Regions from separate parts of the Homo sapiens genome. Here regions 1 and 3 are each linked to region 2. A link is a loop called in an ENCODE intact Hi-C map of the cell type or tissue named here. Cell type or tissue: PC-3. All regions are shown on one strand.

Evidence for each region. Peaks named below come from ENCODE experiments on the same cell type or tissue, not always from the same donor. Only the 100,000 strongest peaks of a DNase experiment are listed, where the experiment ranks them.
Region 1: a loop joins it to region 2, with 3 times the contacts of the local background. A loop is called at or near these places in 2 of 110 quality-filtered maps.
Region 3: it touches region 2 in a loop (2.8-fold over the local background); 4 of 110 quality-filtered maps call a loop at or near these places.

What each region holds. Positions count from the first base shown.
Region 1 is chr2:156,777,889-156,785,888 of GRCh38, forward strand. It overlaps the pseudogene RPLP0P7. Among named protein-coding and RNA genes, the nearest start is that of LINC01958, 120 kb to the left of the region's middle. In PC-3, no CTCF peak of the experiment used is centred here; no DNase peak of the experiment used is centred here; H3K27ac peaks cover 1,107 bases.
Region 2 is chr2:156,889,675-156,897,674 of GRCh38, forward strand. No RefSeq gene overlaps it. Among named protein-coding and RNA genes, the nearest start is that of LINC01958, 230 kb to the left of the region's middle. RefSeq lists an enhancer at 6,964-7,013. In PC-3, a CTCF peak has its summit at 3,028 (motif pointing left); DNase peaks (open chromatin) are centred at 3,017 and 6,857; H3K4me3 peaks cover 1,333 bases; H3K27ac peaks cover 445 bases.
Region 3 is chr2:157,029,102-157,037,101 of GRCh38, forward strand. The region is part of intron 1 of LOC105373710 (a long non-coding RNA gene); the gene reads right to left. It overlaps LOC105373709 (a long non-coding RNA gene), which reads left to right and starts at 4,171. Exons shown (of 4, transcript XR_001739755.2): 1 at 4,171-4,811. In PC-3, no CTCF peak of the experiment used is centred here; a DNase peak (open chromatin) is centred at 3,130; H3K27ac peaks cover 1,767 bases.

The DNA.
Region 1 (8,000 bases), 110 kb before region 2:
GTCTCCAGTCCTCATCAGCTGTACATCACTGAGGATTCCAATAGTGACCCTGGAGATTTTAGTGGTGATGCCTAAAGCCTGGAAGAAAAATGACTTCTTGGGACCCAGACTAGTGTTCTGGGCTGGTACAGTGACTTCAGGTGGAGCAATGGCACCTGCACAGATATCAGCTGGCACCTATTGGCCAGCAGTATGTCCCTAATCTCAGTGAAGACCTCCTTGGTGAACACAAAGCCCACATTCCCTCAGATATGAGGCAACAGTTTCTCCAGAGCTGAGTTGTTTTCTGGATGGCCTCAGATGGTCTTGTGCATTATAGTGTTCTTGTCCATCAGCTCCACAGACTTCCCTCAGAAGTATATGTGGATCTGTATCTATTTGGAACCCACAATGTCACTTCCACAATGAGGCATTTTGGTTAATCATCTAAAAGTTGGATGCTCTTAAGGAAGAGTTTGGACTTCCAGGTTGTCCTGTCTTCCTTGGATATCATGGAGGCATATCAGGGATTGCCATGCAGGGTTTAAAGACAGTACCACTTTCATTAGGACACCTGGCAAGAGTCTTGTTGGTCACATTTTAGCAAATCTAATACATAAATTTACTTCTTATTTTTTACTGTATAATAGGCACCGCTGTGAATAATCTGTGATTATTTACCTAATTACCAAGTGTTTCAGCGTCCTTGACTCCATTTCTACATTTTAGCCACACTGTATAAAATCATCCCTGAGGAGCTCTTTTATTTTTAGATATAAAGATAATATAAATATAAGATAGCAAGTTATGTTTAAGATATTTGGGGTGGAATATATAAACAAAAATATCAACGTATATATCTTCTTTATTTCTTGAAAATATGTGGTACATGTGAAGATATGGAAAGCTATGTGTGACAAGACAAACATAACAATAGGTGATCTATAGAAATGATTATCTTTACATTCTTCTGTACTTTTGTGCTTCAGTCATCCTCTAATGTCCAGAATCTCTAATGTCTTTACAAATAAATGAATACTATTTTCTCCAATTTTTCAAAGATATATAATTGAGATAACATGAAGTAGGGGAACAGGGTTGAAGCTAGACAGTAAGGCTTTGAAATAATTCAGAAGAGACCACACATACTGAACTGAATTTATTTGAGCCTGTTCTAACCTTTGGATCTTATCCCTCCCAGAGGAGATAAAGAAATCCATCCACCAGTGCGCACCGAAAACACTGAGTCTACTCTCCGATACACTGTTGTGTTAGGCATTATTTCCTGCTTGCAGTACACACAGCTAGAGCATTCAATTCATATATGGTGAGCAGTGGCCAGACATTTCATGACTCTCAAAAATTTTTTCTTGTGGAATAATTTAAATGTTAAAATAACTTTAAATATTTTGCTTTTACTTGTTATGCATTCAGTGTTTAATTCAGAACTGTTGTCTATTATCTTTCCAGGCCTTTATATCTCATATCAAATCTCACAATAAACTTCTCAGTGATTTAAAATACTATTTAAATAAAAAGCTTTTCAAAAGGCCTTATTAGAAGCTGAATTGGGTATCTGAAGGAAGGTTTCCCCTCCTGAAGCCAAAGATGTCTATTTAACTGCTGTGGTACCTAGGCCAAGCATATTGACTGATTTACTGTCACAGATAATCCAGTGTTTGCCTAGAAGCCATTTCAGTTTAAGGGCATGTGGTTTGGCAGGCAGCATTGCTTGCAATAATGTAATAAAACAGAAAAAAAATCCATACCTGGTTGTGAAAGAAGAGAGTCTATTTTGCCAGAGGCAGGTGAAATGGGTCTGCGTGATTTAGTGGTAGGTCAGAGCATAGCCGTATGAAAAAATCCACCATTACTTTTATTTCTGAAAATGACCACATTCTTTAGAGTTCCTAAATCCTGTGCACTGTTTAGTAGTAGGAAGTAGGGGGAAGGTTACTAATTTTATTTGTCTTTTGAAGCCATTAGTTTATGATGGTGCTATTACATGGTTGCTCTGGTCAAAGTTCTTTTGGTGCAACAATCAGAATGTCATGTAAGCTTGCTCAACTCTCATAAAATCAGAGACCAGGGAAAGAGATAGAGGTAGGCTTCAGATAAGGTAGAACTGGGATAGAGAGTCCACTTCCTATCTCTAGGGATGCCAGCCTTCCTCTTTGCTGCTCCTTCCAGCAAATCAACTCCATTCTTCTCTTTCAACACACTGGCTTCCTCTGCTGGCCCAGAATCTCAAATCACTGCATTTTCTACTTTGTCCTTTTCTTTATCATAGCTTTTATGTCACAAGTTTCACTGCTAAGGAACTGAGTTTCTCAAGCTTCCTTTTTCAAATTTCCCAAGAATAGAAGAATAGAATCCATTTGGATCAATTCATCTAAGTTTTTTTTTTTGCTTGTTTTTTGTTTTTTGTTTTTTTTTGAGATGGAGCCTAGCTCTGTCACCCAGGCTGGAGTGCAGTGGCATGGTCTTGGCTCACTGCAAACTCTGCCACCTGGGATCAAGCAATTCTCCTGCCTCAGCCTCCTGAGTAGCTGGGATTACAGATGCGCACCACCACGCCCGGCTAATTTTTGTATTTTTAGTAGAGATGGGGTTTTGTTATGTTGGCCAGGCTGGTCTTGAGCTCCTGACCTCAGGTGATCTGCTGGCCTCGGCCTCCCAAAGTGCTGGGATTGCAGGCATGAAACATCATACCTGACTGAATTCATCTAAGTTTTGATCAAAGTTTTTGCACAAATCAGACAAGAGAGAGAAATAAAGGGCATCCAATAGGCCAGGTGCGGTGGCTCATGCCTGTCAGAAATTTGGAAAGCCGAGGTCAGCGGATCACTTGAGGTCGGGAGTTCGAGACCAGCCTGACCAACATAGTGAAACTCCATCCCTGCTAAAAATACAAAAATTAGCTGGGCATGGTGGCGCATGCCTATAATCCCAGCTACTCAGGAGGCTAAGGCAGGAGAGTTGCTTGAATCCAGTAGGCAGAGGTTGCAGTGAGCCGAGATAGCGCCATTGCATACCAGCCTGGGTAACAAGAGCAAAACTCTGTCTTGAAAAAAAAAAAAAAAGAAAGAAAAAGAAAAAGAAATAAAGGGCATCCAAATTGGTAAAGAGGAAGTCAAGCTGTCACTGTTTGCTGATGATATGATCATTTACTCTGAAAACCCTAAAGACTCCTCCAGAAAGCTCCTAAAATTGATAAAAGAATTCAGCAAAGTTTCCAGATACAAGATTAATGTACACAAATCAGTAGCTCTTCTGTACGCCAACACCAACCAAATGGAGAATCAAATCAAGAACTCAACCCTTGTTACAATAGCTGCAAAAAAAAGTAAAATACTTAGGAATATACCTAACCTAGGAGTTGGAAGTCCTCTACAAGGAAAACTACAAAACACTGCTAAAAGAAATCATAGACGACACAAACAAATGGAAACACATCCCATGATCTTGGATGGGTAGAATCAATATTGGGAAAATAACCATACTGCCAGAAGCAATCTACAAATTCAATGCAATCTCTATCAAAATACCATCATCATTATTTACAGAATTAGATAAAGCAATTCTAAAATTCATATGGAACCACATAGCCAAAGCAAGACTAAGCAAAAAGAACAAATCTGGAGGCATCATGTTAACGGATTTCAAACTATACTATAAGGCCACAGTCACCAAAACAGCATGGTGCTGGTATAAAAATAGACACATAAACTGATGGAACAGAATAGAGAACCAGAAATAAACCCAGTAGTTACAACCAACCGATCTTGGACAAAGCAAATGAAAACATAAAGTAGGGGAATGACACCCTTTTCAACAAATGGTGCTGGGATAATTGGCTAGCCACATGTAGGAGAATGAAACTGGATCCTTATCTTTCACCTTACACAAAAATCAACTCAAGATGGATTAAGGACTTAAACCTAAGACCTGAAACTATAAAAATTCTAGAAGATAACATCAGAAAAACTCTTCTAGACGTTGGCTTAGGCAAGAATTTCATGACCAAGAACCCAAAAGCAAACACAATAAAAACAAAGATAAATACCTGGGACCTAATTAAATGAAAGAGCTTCTGCACAGCAAAAGGAACAGTCAGCCGGGTAAACAGACAACCCACAGAGTGGGAGAAAATCTTTACAATGTATACATCTGACAAAGGACTAATGTCCAGAATCTACAACAAACTCAAACAAATCAGTAAGAAAAAAATAAACAATCCCATCAAAAAGTGGGCTAAGAACATGAATAGAAAATTCTCAAAAGAAGATATATACATGTCCAACAAACATACGAAAAAACGCTTAAAATCACTAATGATTAGGGAAATGCAAAGCAAAAACCCAATGTGATACCACCTTACTCCTATAAGAATGGCCATAATCAAAAAATAAAAAAACAGATGTTGGTGTGGATGCAGTGATCAAGGAACACTTCTACACTGCTGGTGGGAATGTAAACTAGTACAGCCATTATAGAAATCAGTAAGGAGATTCCTTGAAGAACTAATAGAACTACCATTTGATCCAGCAATCCCACTACTGGGTATCTACCCAGAAGAAAAGAAGTCATTACTCAGAAAAGATACTTGCACAAGCATGTTTATAGCAGCACAATTCACAACTACAAAATCATGGAACCAACCCAAATGCACATCAATCAACAAGTGGATAAAGAAACTGTGATATCTATATATCTATATATATATATATATGATGGAATACTACTCAGCCATAAAAAGAATGAATTAACAGCATTTGCAGTGACCTGGATGAGATTAGAGACTATTATTTTAAGTGAAGTAACTCAGGAATGGAAAACCAAACATCATCTGTTCTCACTGATATGTGGAAGCTAAGCTATGAGGACACAAAGGTATAAGAATGATACAATGGACTTTGGGGACTTGGGAGGAAGAGTAGGAGGGGGGTGAGGGATAAAGGACTACAAATATGGTGCAGTGTATACTGCTTAGGTGATGGGTGCACCAGGATCTCACAAATCACCACTAAAGAACTTACTCATGTAACCAAATATCTGTACCCTAATAACTCATGGAAAAATAAAAAAATATGTTTTTGCACCAGATAATATCATAGGTCCCTTGTCAGCCTATAAATTGGTGCCTCAAATGTGATGTGTCAGGTCACTTGTCATGTGGTCTACCATGCATTCAGCATGGACTATGGACAGGAAAGGCAACAAGTAGTAGGCATGTCTAATATAATATTAGCTTCTAATTTTATTAAAGTTGGCTATGCCTTCTTTTATTAAAAAGTGTTGAGTGCCTGCTATATGCTACTATGCTGAGTTCTCCATGCCACCTTCTGGAAATACAACTGTCCACAAGATGGAAAATCTCTGTTCTTCACTGATTTGGCCTGGCCGCTTCATCCTTAGTTTCCCTCAAGCAAATTTATTCAGTGTGTACTTTATTTAGGCTGTATACTCCCACTTCTGAATCTCATAATATTCCATATCCTAAAGACCCCTGCTTATAGTAATGCATGAAGCCCTACCATTTTTATTATTCCAAAAGCTGTGTAAAGCCTATTCTTTCACAAAGTGTTTTCACTCCATCCTGTATCAAAACCACTCGCAATTTCTTACCAGCCCTTCACTTTACCTTTTGGGTATTTATCACCTTAAAATGTTCTTCCTTTAGTCTTTATCCTCTTTCCCTATCTCAGCTTACAGAATGCCCCTGGGCTGATTAGAAGACTGTGTTATTGAACAAGTTGAAGCCATAGTATTCTATATAAATGTACATTTGGCTTAAATTATTCCCTGTAAGTTAGACTTGAAGAAGGATTTAACTTTATTATACACAAATTTGCTTTTCCAGTACGAGACTGTGCAAAGGCATTTCCTGTAGTACAAGAAATTGGCTAAATAAATGTGATTCTCTGGTGATTCATTGAGCTGGTAAAAATCCAGGTACACTATTGTTTCTTTCTATAGGTACTTTAGCAAACCAAGTGAATAGCCCACTAGAGAAAAGTTGTCACTTTCACTGATTCATCAACACTTTTCCCAGCAATCACAGTACCTGCACCATCTGTGTTTAGTACTTTACAAAAAAAAAAAAGAAGAAGAAGAAAAAAAGGCTCTTTGCAACTGCCGTACAAATCAGGGGCACTAACAAGGTCACACAGACGGGAATTTCAGGACTCCAAGAAGATGTTCTACTGCATGGCAGTAAGCAATAACAGCATTATACACAAGTTCTCCAGCATCCCAGGCTGCTCTGCTCCAGCCTAGAGCTGCTTTGGGTCCACTGGGAAATGTGTATTATGCCTGGGTTAATTTGCTGATTAATCTCTAGTCAGTGGTTTGTGCTTTCCCCAGATGGCCAATTAAAATTTACAACTGGCAGAACAGTGTCCTGTTGGCAGGCTGCTGAGGGGCTAAACCTAGAGGCAGTGACAGAAGGCATGGGCCGAGTTTTGCCTTGTTTTGCCCTCCCCTTTTCTTTATTTCTCTCTCTTGCTCTTTTTTAAGCTCTGGATTTATTCAGAGGAAAGTGTAAGCTGGGCTTATGCGGTAAGTGTGAGATGTGGGGTGTAGTTTACAACTCTGCTGCTATTTACTCTTCAACACTCTCAGGGCCGCTCCAGTATTCCAGGCATCAACGGTTTTACCCACAGCAAATATAGCTGACAAAATCAGCCAGGGGGCACAACTGATTTAACAGCTTCTGAAATGTAATAGCCTTTTTTTTCCCCCTGATTTGCAGTCCCCGTGGAGTGATGGTCTAATATCATTCACTTCCTCACAAATATATAAAACATTTACAGGTGTTTGTGTAAATCAAAGGCAAAGTGCTGTGTGTGAAGCTGATAATAAGTAATGCTGTGATATATATAAAAGATAACATACTTTTACAGCAGTAGCCCCCCAAATTAACTGCTACTTTTTACTTAGCATTCTATACAAATTGCATTGTATACACATGTGAATAAAACATACAGCAAGGAATTTAATTAAAGAAATACATTTGATATTACTCTTTATTTTATAGTGAAATATTTACCATGTGCTTCAAATACATATGAGTCATCTGGATTGGAAATTTTGAAGGAAATTTAATCGACTACCATTGATCTTTACATAAGCCAAACATGGTAATGATGTATGGTATTATGATAGTTTTTTATTTCATTAACTGTTGATAATAGTTGCCAGAAAATAAAATAAATACATTTCTTGATACAGAAAAAACATTTTTAAGATGCATGTTACATTATTGATGGTAAAAATAGTTTAGGGGACTCAAGTATAAGTCTCACATTAAATAAACAGGAAGGGAGGTGGTATTGTGTTAAGTTGCCTTTATGTAAAATGTATAAAATTTTGGATATTTTGGATTCTGTTATTATGAACAGCATATGATGCATAATTTACATATTGGACATTGAGTCCCTATTAGACATTGAGCCCCTATTAGATCAAACCTCAAGTTCACACATGGCACTCTGTGAGTCATATTCACTATGCCATCTACCACAACAGATATGTAATTGTTAAATTAATTTTTATGAAATAAAATTTAAAAGTATTTAGAGACATGTTAAGTTCCTTATGGACAATGACTCTATCTTGTTAAGCTTTGGTCACAGCACCAAGAATACTACCTTGTACATCATATATATAGTGAGCTTTCAAGAAATGTTTGAATATTACATTAAGAAATAATCCTTCATCAAATAGGAAAAACTAAATTTACTCCCTGCAAGATTTTCCATGTCAACCTCCATCTAAATGATATCTCTCGGAATATTTTTCAGAAGGGAGTCTCTCATGTGTTCTGGCCTTGAATAGTACTTGTCCACATGATCATAGGATCCTTTGTGGCAAACATCATGTATCCCAACTTTTTTGATCCTCCACAGTGTTAGCACCAGTGTATCTGCACAATAAATGTATCTTGAATTGTATTCAAAGTGCTTCCTGTATTGCTGCTATACTTTACAGAAACAACTCAATTTCGTTGGTAAATCTTT
Region 2 (8,000 bases):
TAAACAAATATTTGAACAAGTACTAAAAACTCTTCTTTTGGATGGATTTTTTCATATTGTTATAATGGTAGGGTTCTTGATACAACCTTAGTTTCTGATTTTTCTAAATATGCTAGTGAGCACTATGGCTTTGCAAAACCCAGTATCCATCACATACCAAGGAGGTATAAATCCTTGGTCCCCACCTAGGATGTAGACTATCCTCAAGAACCAGAGCTATGAATCCCAGTGCATTTTTAGATGAGGTGGAGGTGGCTATGCAGCAATCCTGATGGTTTGATGCACTACTCACCTTTGATGTCAAACCCTACATATTAGCTAAGGTATTTCATCAAATGCTCCAACTTTAATGGATTTTCTCCCTTTCCAAGACAAGTTTTGAGAATAACATCTTCTGTTTTGCAAAAGCCTGGATAGGTTTAAAAAATATCCATTTGCTTATGTTAGCTTTTTGCTTTTCATAGCAAATTCTCTATGGCAAGTATATCATCTAGATGACTCTGAGTGTATGAGTGTGTGTGTGCGAGTGTGTGTGCGCATGTGTCTGTGTGAATGTGTGTATGCTCACAGACAGATATTTTAAATTACTCTTTTCCTCAAATTCTAAGAAATCAGAAGATTAAATGATTTAATTATATAGCCTCCTATTTCCCCAAATCTTATAAAATGTCAACATCTCCTATTTGGTCTTTGCAAACTTGATCTCTCTCATCCTTAACCCATTTATGAACATGTCTATTTTGCTTGGACCTTTTGGAGCTGACCATAGTCACACAAAGAACCTGTTTCTTCGGTTAGACATGCTTTTTTACATGCTGGTAATTATTAGGTGATAAGAGATTAAATTAGAGAAGTAAAAAGATGAAGTTTGGCTAGAAAGGTGTTTTGTTCTGTTTATTTATTTTAATTTTATGGAAATTAAAAGGTACCAACGACTCATTTCGTGCTCCTTAACATTGTGGACTGCCTTACTGGAGGGTTTTCCCTTGTTCTCACATTACACACATGCACATACACGCACACACACACAAACTAGATGCTCAGTTACTATTTATAGACTATCATCTGCCAGGGTCTTTGAAATTTCTGTTTTGCATTAAAGACAAAGAATTCCTCTTTCTGACTGCTCATTGAGGGTTTCCTGATACAAGAACATAATTAACTCTTTGCTGGCCTAACTAATTTCTGCATTTTAAAAAGTAGCCAGATATGACAAAAGTGGAGCACTCAATCCACAGGGTGGCCATTAACTGCACTCCGTTACTGTATGTTCTCAATTCAGACCACAATTACTGTCAGGGAATTGCACTGGAAGCTCCTTCTTGTACGCAAACAGGAATACTATTCATTAAAGAGCACTTTCAATAAAATACAATCTATATTTTTTAATGAATATTTGAGAAAGAAAATACAATCTTGGGTTCAGAAACCTGCAATATGGTTATTATTCTTTTAATAACATAGACTTTCTCATGTACATATACTGACAGATGTAGAAGAAGGAAGCAGAAATGAGATGGCGGGCTTTAACTCAGAAAAAATGAAAAAGACGAGCCACAGTAAACTAAGTCAATGTTAAATAAGGATTTCCTCAACCACCTACAGCAGACACAGCTTTCTATGGGTTTTATTGATGTCCCTGGGACAGTAGATTCCACTTAAATCTTTCAAGCCCAGTTAAATATGAGAACATGAGGCACTTCAGAGACTGAAAGAACCAAGAAGCCCATCAAAGACTATCTCCTGCTCTAAGGATTTGCCACTCCACACCAAATTCTTTTCCCTGTTAATGTATTTTTAATTTTAGTGACTGTAGTTTTCATATTTTCAGACTGTTGGTTCTGATGAAACACCTAGTTGCAGTCCCTAGGAAATGCTTAATGCCCAAAATTGCCTACAATTATTTCCTTTTAATGAACTTTAAATATGAGTCAGTACTAAAAAAAAAAACAAAGACAGAAATAGCAGTGTGTGTGTGCATACACACATTTATAGGTACACACACATATGTATATACACATATATATACACACATATATTTGTAAAAAAAAATAGGCTAGTAGGCTTTTTAAATGCAAGAGTAGTTTGCTCTGATAGCACTCCTTTGGTAGTCCAGCTACATTGCCAGTTGCTTCAGAGAGCAAAAGAAACACTCCATAGACTGAGAGTGTTTCTTCTTTGACAAAAAAAAAATGCCAAGAATTCTGCTACTCAAACAAACCTTCCATTGAAAATCTAAATTGCGCTTTCCAGAAAACAACTGGATTACAATTCTTTAAGGAATGAAAAATAGGTGGAAATAACCTATTAAAGTACAATAAGCTGCCAAGGGGGAAAATGCAACATCTTAAAGAAAAGGCAGATCACTAATTTAGAGTCTCCTAAAGAAAACTCTTACATAAAGTCCTGAATTCACATTGGGTTATATCATTTAAAATCATATCATGCAGCATTCATTCCCTGACTCTCCACAAAAGAAATTGAATGCCAGTTATCAAGATTATTATCAATATCCTGGTATTAGTTTTGAAGCATGTTTTAACTAATAAGATGATGAATAACTGTGAAGTAAATTCCCCCAAAATGAACACTGTGTTTCCTCCCTTGTGTTTTTAGTTTGGTTACCTAGGAGAACCAGAGTTCGATAATACACTGATTGAATACTTGAGAATAGGGACATAGTAAAAATATCTTTCAATATTTCCTAAAGCAGGTTGTTTCTCCTCTTGCCTATCATTGGCAAATGGAAAAGGATTTAGAATTTCAGAGACAGCACTTTGCTCATGTGTGCCAGTCATGCATGGAGTGAAATGTGTTAACCTTTAAACAATTTGGGAGTGGATGCAGTTAATAGGTAAGACAGATAGTTATAAAGTCCTGATTAACTACAGAGCGCATAGACATGTGGAAACTTGTATATGGGTGAAAGGGAAGAGACAGCAAAGATTATTTACCGTTCTAGAGAACAGGTCCTGGGGAACAGAATGAGGAAATTCTGAACAGCAACATTGCCCTCTTTTGGTAAAACAGTGTACAATGTGTTTACCTCACTTGCAGGTGAAAGCATTTCTTCAGGACACAGACATTTTCCACATCAAGAAAAATGGCACAAACTAAAACAAACCGCAGAGAGGGAAAGAGTTCACCTATATACCTGTAAGGTGGACGGAATTTGCATACAGAGTAAAGACACTTGAAGTGACAGGCTAACAAAGAAGCTTTTAGACTCAGTCTTTCTGGGGTCCAGTTTCAGTGACTGCTGGATTATTTAACCCTTGTATTTATCCTTGACTGCTTCAAGCCGTCTGCGTTGTAATCAGAATCATGTAGCACTCGGAATGTGAACAAATAAAACAGGAGCTAGTTCTTTTTGAGTCCCCAGTGCTTAAATACGCAGGCAGTCTGCAGTCTGAGCGGAAGTCACTGAATAAAGAGCCGTATCCCGCAGAAAAGACGTCCCCAGCAGTTTGTGCTTTGTGGCTCTAATGAAGCCTGCGATGATTTAGGACAGTGAAGGAAAGGGGCTTGATTGCATCAAAAAAGAAAAAGAAAACTGTCAGGACGAGACACAATGTTAAACTAATTACTTTTATTCATGCTGTAGGTGCCAACGGCACTCTTTAAATAATACTAATTTCAGGCTTGTCTCCATCTCTAATTTCCTCTCTGTTTTCCAAGTTAGAGTCCTTCTCTCGCTGGATCCGTGTTACGGGATTTTTCTACGTGATACTTCTGGAACTTAGGAGTGTCTAGTGCAAATGCAGATTCATTGAACCAGTTTAGAAGATTATTTATTATATTTTTCTCTTCCTGACTAGGAAATTAATCACCATTCCTGCTAGTCACCTTTGCTAGCTTACGGGCTAAACATATTTGAAGGAAGTTATCAGTTCCCTTTAATGATCACAGTCCTTTCAGGGACGAGGACAAAGCAAGTTCATCTTCTTTTCCTCAATAGTTTGAGAAAAATTCTACTTCATGAAAGGAAGGTAGCATTATGGTCCATTCTTTAGCATTTAATTTATTCTCCCTAAATAAAATACTAGTAAAGAGCAACGAGTTTCTGCAAGTGAAAATATAACTGTAAAATAAATAATTACAGTCCTGGAGTAGGAAAGGTAACTCAGATTTGTATTTGTAAACTGATTTTTCTTCTTCTTTTCATTCTGTGATTTGGAATACCTGGATCATTATGTATATGCTATCATTATTTTCAGAGTAGGGTTTGACAGGACTTAAGAGTTTAATGTTTAGGTCACATTTTCTTCAGAGTATTCATTTGCCAAAACAATGCTGGAATCACTTACTATACCAGGACATTGAATTACATAAAAATTCTGAAAAACTCTTTTGAGATCTTTTGCAATCAATTTAGAAAACCTTAAGTCGGTTAATGCTATCAGTGCTAAAAGTTTACAAACTGCGTTCATATAAATCATCTTATTTTATCTTTACCCAGTAAGGTACTTAAAGATCTATTATTGCCTTCACTTAGCAGATAAGGAATTTGGAGATCAGAGAGTTAACTAAGAGCACACAGAATGTTGATGGTGGGGTTGGACTCAAATCCAGAGTTCTAAATTTAATTTTTGTGCTCTTTTACTTTTCCTCATATGTGAGCTTGTATAACTTATTTCTCTACCTGCCTAAAGGCAAAGCTAATAGAAATCTAGCCCCTTAAAGCCTCCAAATAGCATGCAGAACTTGAAACTAAAATGTATAAAAACATTTTAAAAATGAAACTGAAGTTGGGCCTTCCTATTCACTCCTGTTTAGACAGATTTAGAACTCCAACATTATCTTAATGGAAGCACATTTTTATAGGAAACCACATTCCATGAGGTGAAAACAAAGTTTTTACTTTCTCAATTCCATCTACAGTATCAGTATGCTTCGAAGCAACAAATAAATCTATCCATTAACATCCTTATTCTGTCACTATCAAATGGATGTCTCTCCCACATCCAGTGGCACCTCTCTAAGTTGTAGCTATCAGCCTTTGCAGGATTTGTACCTGAAGAAAAGGAAGCTAATCTTCCAATGGCAGGATTCGAGGGGCACACAGGTGGCAAAAGCAATTCTATAGGTCTGCCACCAAACACAAACAGCACTACAGGTAAGCCTTCCTAGACCGTATTGTTCAGTTAGACCGTATTTTCACTGAATTCCCCTTTGAACCTAAGGAATTTGCTTACTATTACCTGTAGAAGAAAATGTCCTTGTGCAAATTTCTCCTGGCCAAAATATGCAAGACTTTATTATAGTAAGAAAGAGCCAGTTCCCTATAGCCATCTATGTCTTTCTGCATGAATGTGTTCATTGACCTTTGAGGCCAGCAACATAATTGGGGAGTGGGGGGAAAAGAATATTATTTCTTCTAGGATAAAATAAGAAAAAAAATCAGTAAGTTTGCTGCTTTTTACATCTGGAAAGAGAAAGAAACAAATTTTTCCTGTCTCTGTGAGTGCTGACATCCACATACACTATAGATTTAAAGTAACTTGTGGGCTGTTTCATTTTCACATAGGAAATATAATTCAAGTAAGATTCAAGTGACATTTTCCAGCGTGATGCTCAAGTTATAAATAATAATGGTTCCCAGCATTTTTTTTTCTGGATCAAAATGAATCCAAAATGATTCACATAGGTATTGCTACTGTAATTTAATCCGTTGGTCAAATAGGAGTGCTTATGCTCGTGGCAAAAATCTTGGAAAATTATTTGTTAGCATTTTTTCTTTCTTTGTACATTTGGATCCTGGATACGAGAGGTATTAGGATATCATTAAAGGTTACTGTCACAGGTTTCTTTCAAGAAATTGCACAATGTCTCATTAGTGTATTCTGTAAAAATTTTCTAGTTTCTTATGTGTGCTTTAATTTCCTGATTTTTGAAATGTCCTCAGACATTTTGTAAGTGGCCAAATGTTATATATGTGTATATTATATGTATATATATAATATATATATAGTTATTGTTTTTCTTAAGCTTGGTTGGTTTTGCATTCTCTAGGCTACTTCCCACTGTTTTTATTAGTATTAATTTTGTCTTCTGGTTTAAGTGATCAGTTTGAATAACAACTTATTCCAGGTGAGGGAAAATAAACGAACTTTCGAAAATGAGTGGTAACTCACTGCAAAATTGTTTGGGCTGGTGAATAATTTGATTTATTTACATGTGAATTTGCAGATTTTATGATGCCTAATGGTATCAAGCCTCAATGATTTTCCAACTATGTATATAGGCAGTCCCCTCATTCAGAACGTGTTATGTTCTGAAAGTTTATTTGTAAGTCACTTGCGTGGAACTCAGAATGCATTTTCTTCCAGAAACAATATTATAATGGTGATTAAGACCCCAGGCTAACCTCTCCCAATGTTTTTGCAACATTCTTTTACATTTTCAGAAAAATCCTATAAAAATTGTGGGTGTTTTCATACTAGTAATCAAACAACACAAGAAAATAATAAAATTGAAAAGGACGGTTTTTGAAATACTGGTGCTTGAGGAAAACAGGTTTAATTAGAGGAGGATGAGGATGTGGGTGGAGATTGTTGTGGAAATTCTGAAGGAGACTCCTGGGTACACTCAAGGGCTCTTGCAGTGCGCGGCACTGGCTTGTGATTGTGTCTAATTTCACTTCACAATTTGAGACTCTCCTTCACTCTATATTACAGGTGTATCATGAATGCTTATGAACCATAATTGAGGTCATTGCTTCTCTGTGTGTTCACAAATGGAAGGAATTGGTAAGGGGGAAAAAGATTATTTTGAGGTAACTGTGTGAGAGACAGAACAGGGAAACCAACATCAACGGCAATGGCCACAACAACCACAGAATGTTTCCTGAGGGGAAATTGATGAGTCATAAATGGTTTCTCAGAAGGAGAAATAAGCAGAGAATGTCTAGTCCCCTGAAAGTAACAGGTGTGCTGCAGATGCTGTTTTACCCTGGTCCATGGATCTCCTCTAGAAAAAGCTAGGGGAAGGGAAAGATAGGATGGCTCCATGTGCATAGGCCGAGTTAGGGATTCTTTCCCCCGTTGGATATTTATAAGATTGGAAATGTCTATGTTCTGTAAGTGGGAGAAATAGGGAGGCATAATACGTGGAATAAGCTATGTTTGCCATGCTATGTTTTAAATATTTGTAAGCTCACACATTATCTAAAAATGCACGAATATATATACAGAGAGGGATCAATAGATTTCAATGTATTGGGAAAAAGGAATTAAAATTGACCCTTGTATTTTCACAAAGGGCCCTAGTTACACTTTCTCTTAGAATTTACTTTTCATAAATTTTGAAAAAAATTGTAAAATATTGAAAGCCAAATTACTTGATAAGCAGAATTTGTAAGGAGAGATTTTGTGTGTGTGTGTGTGTGTGTGTGTGTGTGTGTGTGTACATGTGTATATGTGTGTGTGTGCGTAGAGATGAAATTGATCCTTGGAATGATATGTGTATTTTAAAAGAATCCTTAGCTGTAGGTTATACAGAGGGAATAATCCCATTTTATCCCATTTTATTCATGGCTACTTTTGAAACATTGAAAATAGTTTCTTATTAAAAAGATATTGAGAACCCCTGAATCTAAAATAAAGGTTAAAAAAAAAGAAAGGATGTTGAGGTATGCCATGTAACATATACTATCCATAACTACTCCCAATAACGTTGTGAAAGAGGTTCTTTATAAATCCCACGTGTCAGATGAAGAAACTGCAACTCACAGATGTTATATAATTTGTCCAGGATTACACATATGGTACCTGATGGGGGAATTTAGACGCAAATATGCTTGATTTAAAATACACTACTTCTTACAATTATGTGGATTACAAAGCAGAGAGTTGTTAGAATGTAAAAAAAGATAAATTTTCTTACTTAATCCATTTCAGGTCAATGAATTTCTGCCATTGGTTTCTGCCTAGTTCAATAGTGACCTCAGAAGGCAGTGACAACAAAGAAAACAGTTCTATCCTCCAGGGTCTGATAGATCA
Region 3 (8,000 bases), 140 kb after region 2:
GGGTAAGTCGTAAGATCTCTTTCCTCATCCGTGGGATTAAGGTCCTCAAAAGAGAGGTTTCACACAGCTTTAGGCTAGCTGACTAGCCTGCTTTTCCATTCTTCTACCATGTGAGCACAGCAGAGCAGTCCTTACCAGACCACCGAACCTGCCGGCACTTACCTAGCCTCCAGAACTGTATGAAACAAATTCCTCTTCTTTGTAAATTACCCAGTCTGTGGTATTCTGTTATAACAGCACAACTGGACTAAGATAACTAACTGCAGCTGCAACAACCCTGTTTTCAAATAAACACATTCTGAGATGTCAGAATTTCAGATTTAAACATATAATTTTGCATGGCACAATTCAATCCATAATGCCAAGTTTTGGCTTTGTTGTTTTTCTCTATTATGTCTTTGATTTCTTATTTATTTATTTTGAGATGGAGTCTCACACTGTCACCCAGGCTGGAGTGCAATGGTGCGATCTTGGCTCACTGCAACCTCCGCCTCTGGGTTCAAGCGATTCTCCTGCCTCAACCTCCCAAGTAGCTGAGATTACAGGCTCCTGCCACCATGTCCAGCTAATTTTTTGTATTTTTAATAGAGAGGGGGTTTCACTATGTTGGCCAGGCTGGTCTCAAACTCCTGACCTCGTGATCCACCCACCTTGGCCTCCAAACGTGCTGGGATTACAGGTGTGAGCCACCACGCCGCCCAGCCTGATTTCTAATTTTTTAACTTCTACACTTATCTACTTTTTAAAGGCTTTATTTGCCTCTTGTCTACTTTTACAAGGCTTTATTTGCTGATTTTTTTCTCTTCTTGAGATGCACATTTAGAGCATTGAACTTTGACTTCCTCCCCTCTTGTCTAATGTATGATTTAATGTTATTACTGTTTCTCTAAACAGTATTCCACGTTTTAATATGTCATATTTTTATCACTGAATTTAACATATATAAATTCTATTAAAATTTCTGATTTTATCCAAGCGTTATTTAAAGCTGTATTGACTTCTTATTGTGTTGAATTCAGTTTAATTTTTGCTTTCTCACAAATGCCCAAATTATCAGACTTACTCAAAACTTGCGTCTCACCCAGCACCAAGCTTTACAAGTAATTAGCAAAGAATACAAGATAGAGTCACAGCAAATGCCACATCAATAGCTAGGAGACCCCAATCCATTAAATACAGCTCCCTGAAACAACTTTTCCAAATCAGGATATTGTTTAGATTCTAAATGACAAGCACTAACTTAATGTGATCAATGAGTTAATTGGGCCTGTTTAGTTTTCGGATCACTCAGCTTTTGTATCTCACTATTCACATAGTCAGAAGGCATATATGACTAACTTACATTTTTCAGGACAACAGTGGCTCACAAACCCAAAAACGGTAAGCTCGTTTATATGCTGGGTATTTCATGTTGTAAAGAGTTCTCAGATTATTACTCACACATAGAAAATCTCTTTTACAATCTTCATTTATACTCTAGATAGTAAATTCCATCAGTGAAGAATTATATGGAATTCTGCTTTGCATAAAAATCAGCCTCTCGTTTTCTAGCAATTTATTGAAATCTTGCCTCATGTTTCAGTATATGGTCAATTGTAGTAAATATTTTCTGTGCTTTTGAAATAAACGAATATTCTGTTGGGCAGGTGCAGTGACTCACGCCTGTAATCCCAGCATTTTGGGAGGCCAAGGCGGGAGGATCATTTGAGGTCAGGAGTTCAAGACCAGCCTAGCCAGCATGGTGAAACCTCTTCTCTACTAAAAATACAAAAATCAGCCAGGCATTGTGGCAGTATTCCCAGCTACTCAGGAGGCTGAGACAGAAGAATTGCTGAACCCTGGAGGCAGAAGTTGCAGTGAGCTGAGATCACACCATTGCCCTCCAGCCTGGGCGACAGAGCGAGACTCCATCTCAAAAAGGGAAAAAAATGTATATTCTGTTATTATTGGGTGTAGAGTTATATTTATACAATTAGGTTATATGTGTTAAAGATGTTTGGATTTCCTAAATCTCTACTAAATATTTTTTCTTGTTCTGTTATTAGGAGAAATGTAAAATTTTTCTCTATGAATTTGGATTTGTCTATTTCTCCTATTAATTCGATTACTTTTCCCCTTTTTCAAGTTTATTAGGAATACAGAAATTTAAACTTGTTTGACCTTACTAGATGATTGGCCTTTTATCACTTTAAAATTTCCTATTTATTTCTAATAATGCTATCTTTAAGTCTACCGTTATTTTTAACCTCCTTGTGTCCTTATATTAAAGGTGTGTCGATTGCAAGCATATACTTACACTATATAGGAGTATATAATTATACCATATAGATTATATATAGTATATATATATATATACATACACACACAAGGAGTATATAATTATACTATATAGTCTATCTTTTTATTACTTAGCCTAGTTATGTTTAGTATAATTATTAATCTGTTGGAGTTTATGTTTACCATCTTATTGTTTTCTATTTGAACCATCTCTCAGTTTTATGGAAAGAGGCCTATGCACACATATTCACTTAGTATCTCTCACTAATACTTTAGCCACTTCCTCACAGAAGCCCACCCAACCTCAAGTCTAGATACGATTCCTTTTTGTAGTCATTTTTGTAGTATCGTCTTCTTTTTCCTAAGAGCACGTCGCTCAGTTATTTTGTGTGAATATTTAATTAATGTCTGTTTCTTCTTTTAGACTATAATTCGATGATGGTAGGACTTTTTTTATTATAAATAAATATTTGTAGCATTAAATTAATATGTAAATTCTGTAACTAATTCTACCTTTCTTTACAATCAAAGGTTAAATACAAACAACTTTCATAAATAATCTACCCATTTCCTTTATGTAGAAGCGCATCATCTCACTGAGGAACCACTATTATATTGAGTCTAAATTGTCCTACCATTGATCATGTCAAGCCCTCTCTTCAGGGACTTTGAGAGGCTTTGCAGTTTCCTGCAATAGTGGGCTCATTTCATCACATTTCCTGAGACAACCCTGTTTCTTGCACATCCACAGGGAGGGTGAATAGGACTGACCCAGTGCTCATTTATTGCAAATATTTTCCAGATTATTTGGTGCAAATTCCTCTTCTACAATATTCCATTGTCATTTTTAAGTGAACTCGTCAAAGCTAAGGGCTCTGACTCATGAATGTTCACTTTCTTCCTGGATTAAGTAGGCAGTCACAGTAAAAAATGTCTGATGACTCAAAGTTTCTATGAGTGTATTCAAGATTTTTTCTCTTTTGAAAAATCACTCTGAGTACAAGCGGAAGAAATAATGATGTGCTATGTGTCCTTCCTGACATCCCTACGTAAACGGTACACTCTTCAGGACTTTTATTCTTTCAGAAATATTCCAGCTTTTCAAGGTCCTTTGATCCATGTTTTAATTAAAGGAAAAAATTATTTCTTTTTATGCATGTACTTTAAGAAAGTTTATACCAATAATTCAAATTAAGCAGAATAAGTACCATGAAAATTAGAGAAAATCAAATCAGGCGAATAAACCTATTGCAAATTACCTGGAGGCTTGACTTGTCCTTGGGTCAAGTTGCATTGTATTAGAATAAATATAATCTGCTGAGTGTAAATGAAAACTCAGGGAATAGGGCAGCCTTATACAAATATCAACAGATATCTTACTCTGCTCACTACAGTCAACAGATTAAAAAATAGATCTTTATGGCACCAGGAGCTTAAAATTTGTGAAATAAATGTTTAGAAAATTTCATTATCTAACTCCTCGAAGAAAGCCCTTCTGCTGTATTTCAACTAGATACTGGACATCACAGCTTCTGGAGTCTATAGGATTTGTCCATGCCAAAAATATTTATGATTTACTTTTCCTCTGAAAGGCTATTGTTGCCATATTGTTGCACAATGGCTTTCTGAGACCAATCAACTTTCTCTAGGGCCCAGGAAGAGTAAAATCAATAGTACACCCCTCAATCATTATCTCAACTGATTTTTGATGGTACTTCTTCACTATACAGCAACCATTCTATTCCTGTGGTAACAAGTTTTTATATTAACACATTGAACACATTAGTTTCTTATCACAAACCCCTCCAACCCACAATAAACTAGGATTTTGATTTTCACATAACAGAACACATTTGCTCATTAAAGATGGAGCAAGGGCTCGGGGGAGAGAGAGAGAGAGAGAGTGAGAGAGAGTGAGAGATTGAGATTTTTCCCAAAGACAATTTAGTTCTTTTTCAAAAAGTAAACTACGGACTCCCACTCCTGTCCATGACAGAATGAATCTGACTAGACTTGCTCTCCCATAGTAAACAAGTAGGAAACCAAACAAAATATATAAAACAAACAATTGTTTTCAGAGACTGGACAACAGACAGTACAGGTGTGTGATTCTGAGGTAAGGGAAGCAAATGATATGATCCCTAAAATAACCTTGGCTTTCTACCTGGAGACATTTTCCAGACCACAATAAGGAAAAGAAATCCCAAGCAGAGAATGGTACTATCTCTGAATTAGGGAAATCGTTTCTGAGTTTGGAGAGGCTGAGACTACTAGAATTTGGGGGCAGAGTAAAAAAGGACAGAGCTACGCAGAGAAAAAGCTCCATAAATCTGCACCAGCGTGCCTATGAGTCTTTGTACATTTATAGGGTAAGGCTCTATAAGGAGGCTAAGCAGAAAATAATCACAATGGAAAGAATGACTAATAAGGAGATATTCATTCTAGAATTCTGAGAGCTAGAAGACATATGAGTTTTGACTAATAGGAATGGCGATACTCGAACTCCTGGGGTATTCAATGGAAGCTTCAAAAAGGTAACTTTTTTTAGTAGAGCTGGAGTGATCTAGAAAAAGGGTACTCAGGTTATATCCTAACATAACATGAAAAATGGAGGAAAAATGAGATGATTCACAAGTGACTTAATTACCAAAAACAATACTCAATACTCTTTAAAGAAAAATCATAAATCATAATATTGCAATGCCTAGGATTTCATAAAAATATTACTAGACATGTGAGAAAGCAGAAAATATGATTCAGAACAAAGAGAACAATCAACTGGTAGAAAAAAACCAGAAATGACAGAGAGAGTGGAATTGGAAGATATTAATTTTAAAATAACTAATATAAATATCTTAAAGGATTTAGAGGAAACTATTAATATAGTCAAGAGAACCTAGAAGATTAATAAAGACAGAAATGGAAAAATAGATAAACAAAACATATATTATCTGTAAAGAAAAATCCACTGAGAAATAAAGAATAGATAGATGTGGCAAAGGGAAAAAAAATCCAGAATAAAACATGAGCAGCAAAAGATTGAAACAAAAATAAACAGATCTTCAGGAACCTGTAGGAAAATGTTTGGCAATTTATTATGTATATAACTGGAGGATCAGAAGAGCAGAACAAAAAAAAGTTAAAAGAATAAATGCCACATTTTTGCAAATTTCATAAAAATTATAAACTCTCAAATCTGAGAAACCCAACACAACTCAAGCAGGATAAACATAAAGAAAACTATACTAAGGCCCATTATAATGTATTTCCATAACCAACAATAAAAAGGAAATCTTGAAGGTAGCAGAGTAGAAGCAAATACGACATACAAACAAAGATAATGACAAAGATATGACAAAGATAAAAATGACCACTGACTTCTCATTAGAAACAGTGAATTCTAGAAGACAATACAATGACATCTTTGAATTGCTGAAATAAAATTATCAACCTAGAATTCTACATCTAGTGACAATATTCTTTAAAGTGATGGTATTTGATTTTAGGTTAAGATTTCTGTGTGTGTCTGTGTGTGGGTACACACACAAATACATATATGTGTATATACACAAATGTATTTATATTTCTATAACAACATATGCATATATTTGTGCACATGCACACATACACATATACTCCATATATATGAAGAGAAGGATTGAATTGTAAAACAAATATGGTAAAGTTGTATTGTTTAGGGATTCTGAATGGTGTATAGAATTTTATTTACACTATTTTTGAAATTTTTTGTAAGTCTGAAATTATTTTAAAAATGAAAAGTTAAAAAACAGAATCAAAGACAAATTTCTGATGAACAAAAGCCTAGTGAATTTTTGGCCATGAGACATTCATTACATGAAATTACAAAAACGAACTTTTTTAGACTGAAAGAAAATGATGTCAGAGGACAACTTGGATATACACAAAACAATGACTTGGACCAGAAATAGAAATAATGGCAATGAAATAAAAAACAGGTGAACAATGTAAAAGTCAATGAAATGCCTGTAATCTCAGCACTTTGGGAGGCTGAGGCAAGTGGATCATGAGGTCAGGAGTTCAAGACCAGCCTGACCAACATAGTGAAACCCCATCTCTACTAAAAATACAAAAAAAAGCTTGGCATGGTGGTACATGCCTGTAATCCCAGCTACTCAGGAGGCCGAGGCAGGAGAATTGCTTGATCTGGGAGGCGGAGGTTGCAGTGGGCCAAGATCGCACCACTGCACTCCAGCCTGGGTGGCAGAGTGAAACTCTGTCTCAGAAAAAAGGCAAATAAAACTAAATGCTGGATTTCTGAAAAGATCAATAAAGTTGATAAAGTCTAGATAGACTGATCAAGGAAAAAACAAGAGAGAAAATACATCAATTACCAATATCAGGAATGGAAGAGGGGATACCACTACAAGTTTTACAGACAGTAAAAGCATAATAAGATAATAGTATAAACATTTAATCTCATTGGTTCTCATAATTTTTGATTTCACAGAATTTGTTCCTTTCATATAAGTTGTTGAACTTAATGGCAAAAGCTGGAAAGCCCAGGAGGCAGAGATTGGAGTGAGTGGACATTGCACCACTGCACTCCAGCCTGGGTGACAGGCAAGAGCTCATCTCAAAAATAAATAAATATTCCTTCTAATATTTATTTATATATGTTATATATATTTCTTCTAATATTTACATATATATCTAAATAAATAAATATTCCTTCTAGAAATAGAAGGAAACTTCCTCTAAATGATAAAGTGCATACATGAAACATCCATAGCTAACATAGCAGTGGAAGGTTGTTTAGGATTAAGAAAAAACAAGAATGTCAGCTTTCACTTCTTTTCAACATTTTTCTGGAGGTCCTAGCTCCAGCAGAATAAGGCAAGAAAATATAAGGTATACAGGCTGAAAGAGACAAAATAAAATTCTCCTTATTTTCAAGCAATAGAATATGTGTATAGAATATTCTAAGTAATATACATAAAGCTACTGGAATGAATAATTTATCACAATTTCAAAATGCAAAGTCAAACTACAAAATCAAATTATAATTCTATCTTTAAGCAAAAAATAATTGAAATATGAAACAACTGGATGTAAAGTTTTAAAATATTATTTAATATTTTCAATAATAATTTAACATTTAAAAAATATTCACCTCAAAACATCAAATATTTAGAAATAACTTTTAGTAATGAGATGTACAAGACCTATACACTGAAAACTACAAAACCTACCCGAGAAAATAAAAAAGAAATAAAGAGGCAATGAATTAAAAAATACATTGTTAGAATTTCAATTGTTCTCAAACTAATATGTAGATTTCAAAAAAGTCACAGTCAATATCTTTTCCTATAGTTCCTTTATAGACATTGTTATGGTGATACTTAAATTTCACACGTAAATGCAAATAACCTTAAAACTAAAGATAGGTTCTAGCAGCTTCTTAATTGCAGCTATCAAATATCAAAATTCCAATACTATCTGGATTGTGACTCAGAGCATGCTATGATGCTTATAAAGAGATAGATCAGTTATGCCATTTCCATCTATTATGGCCATAAATCTAATGCATAATTGGAATTTGAAGCTGTGGCATTTCCTCCACTGCTAATACAATTAAAATCTTGGAAGAATGTTCAAAACTTTAGTTTTTTTTTTCATAATAGAGACAGAATAGGAATGACAAGCAAATGGAAAGCATAATTTCAAGTCTGTCAGTCAGTATT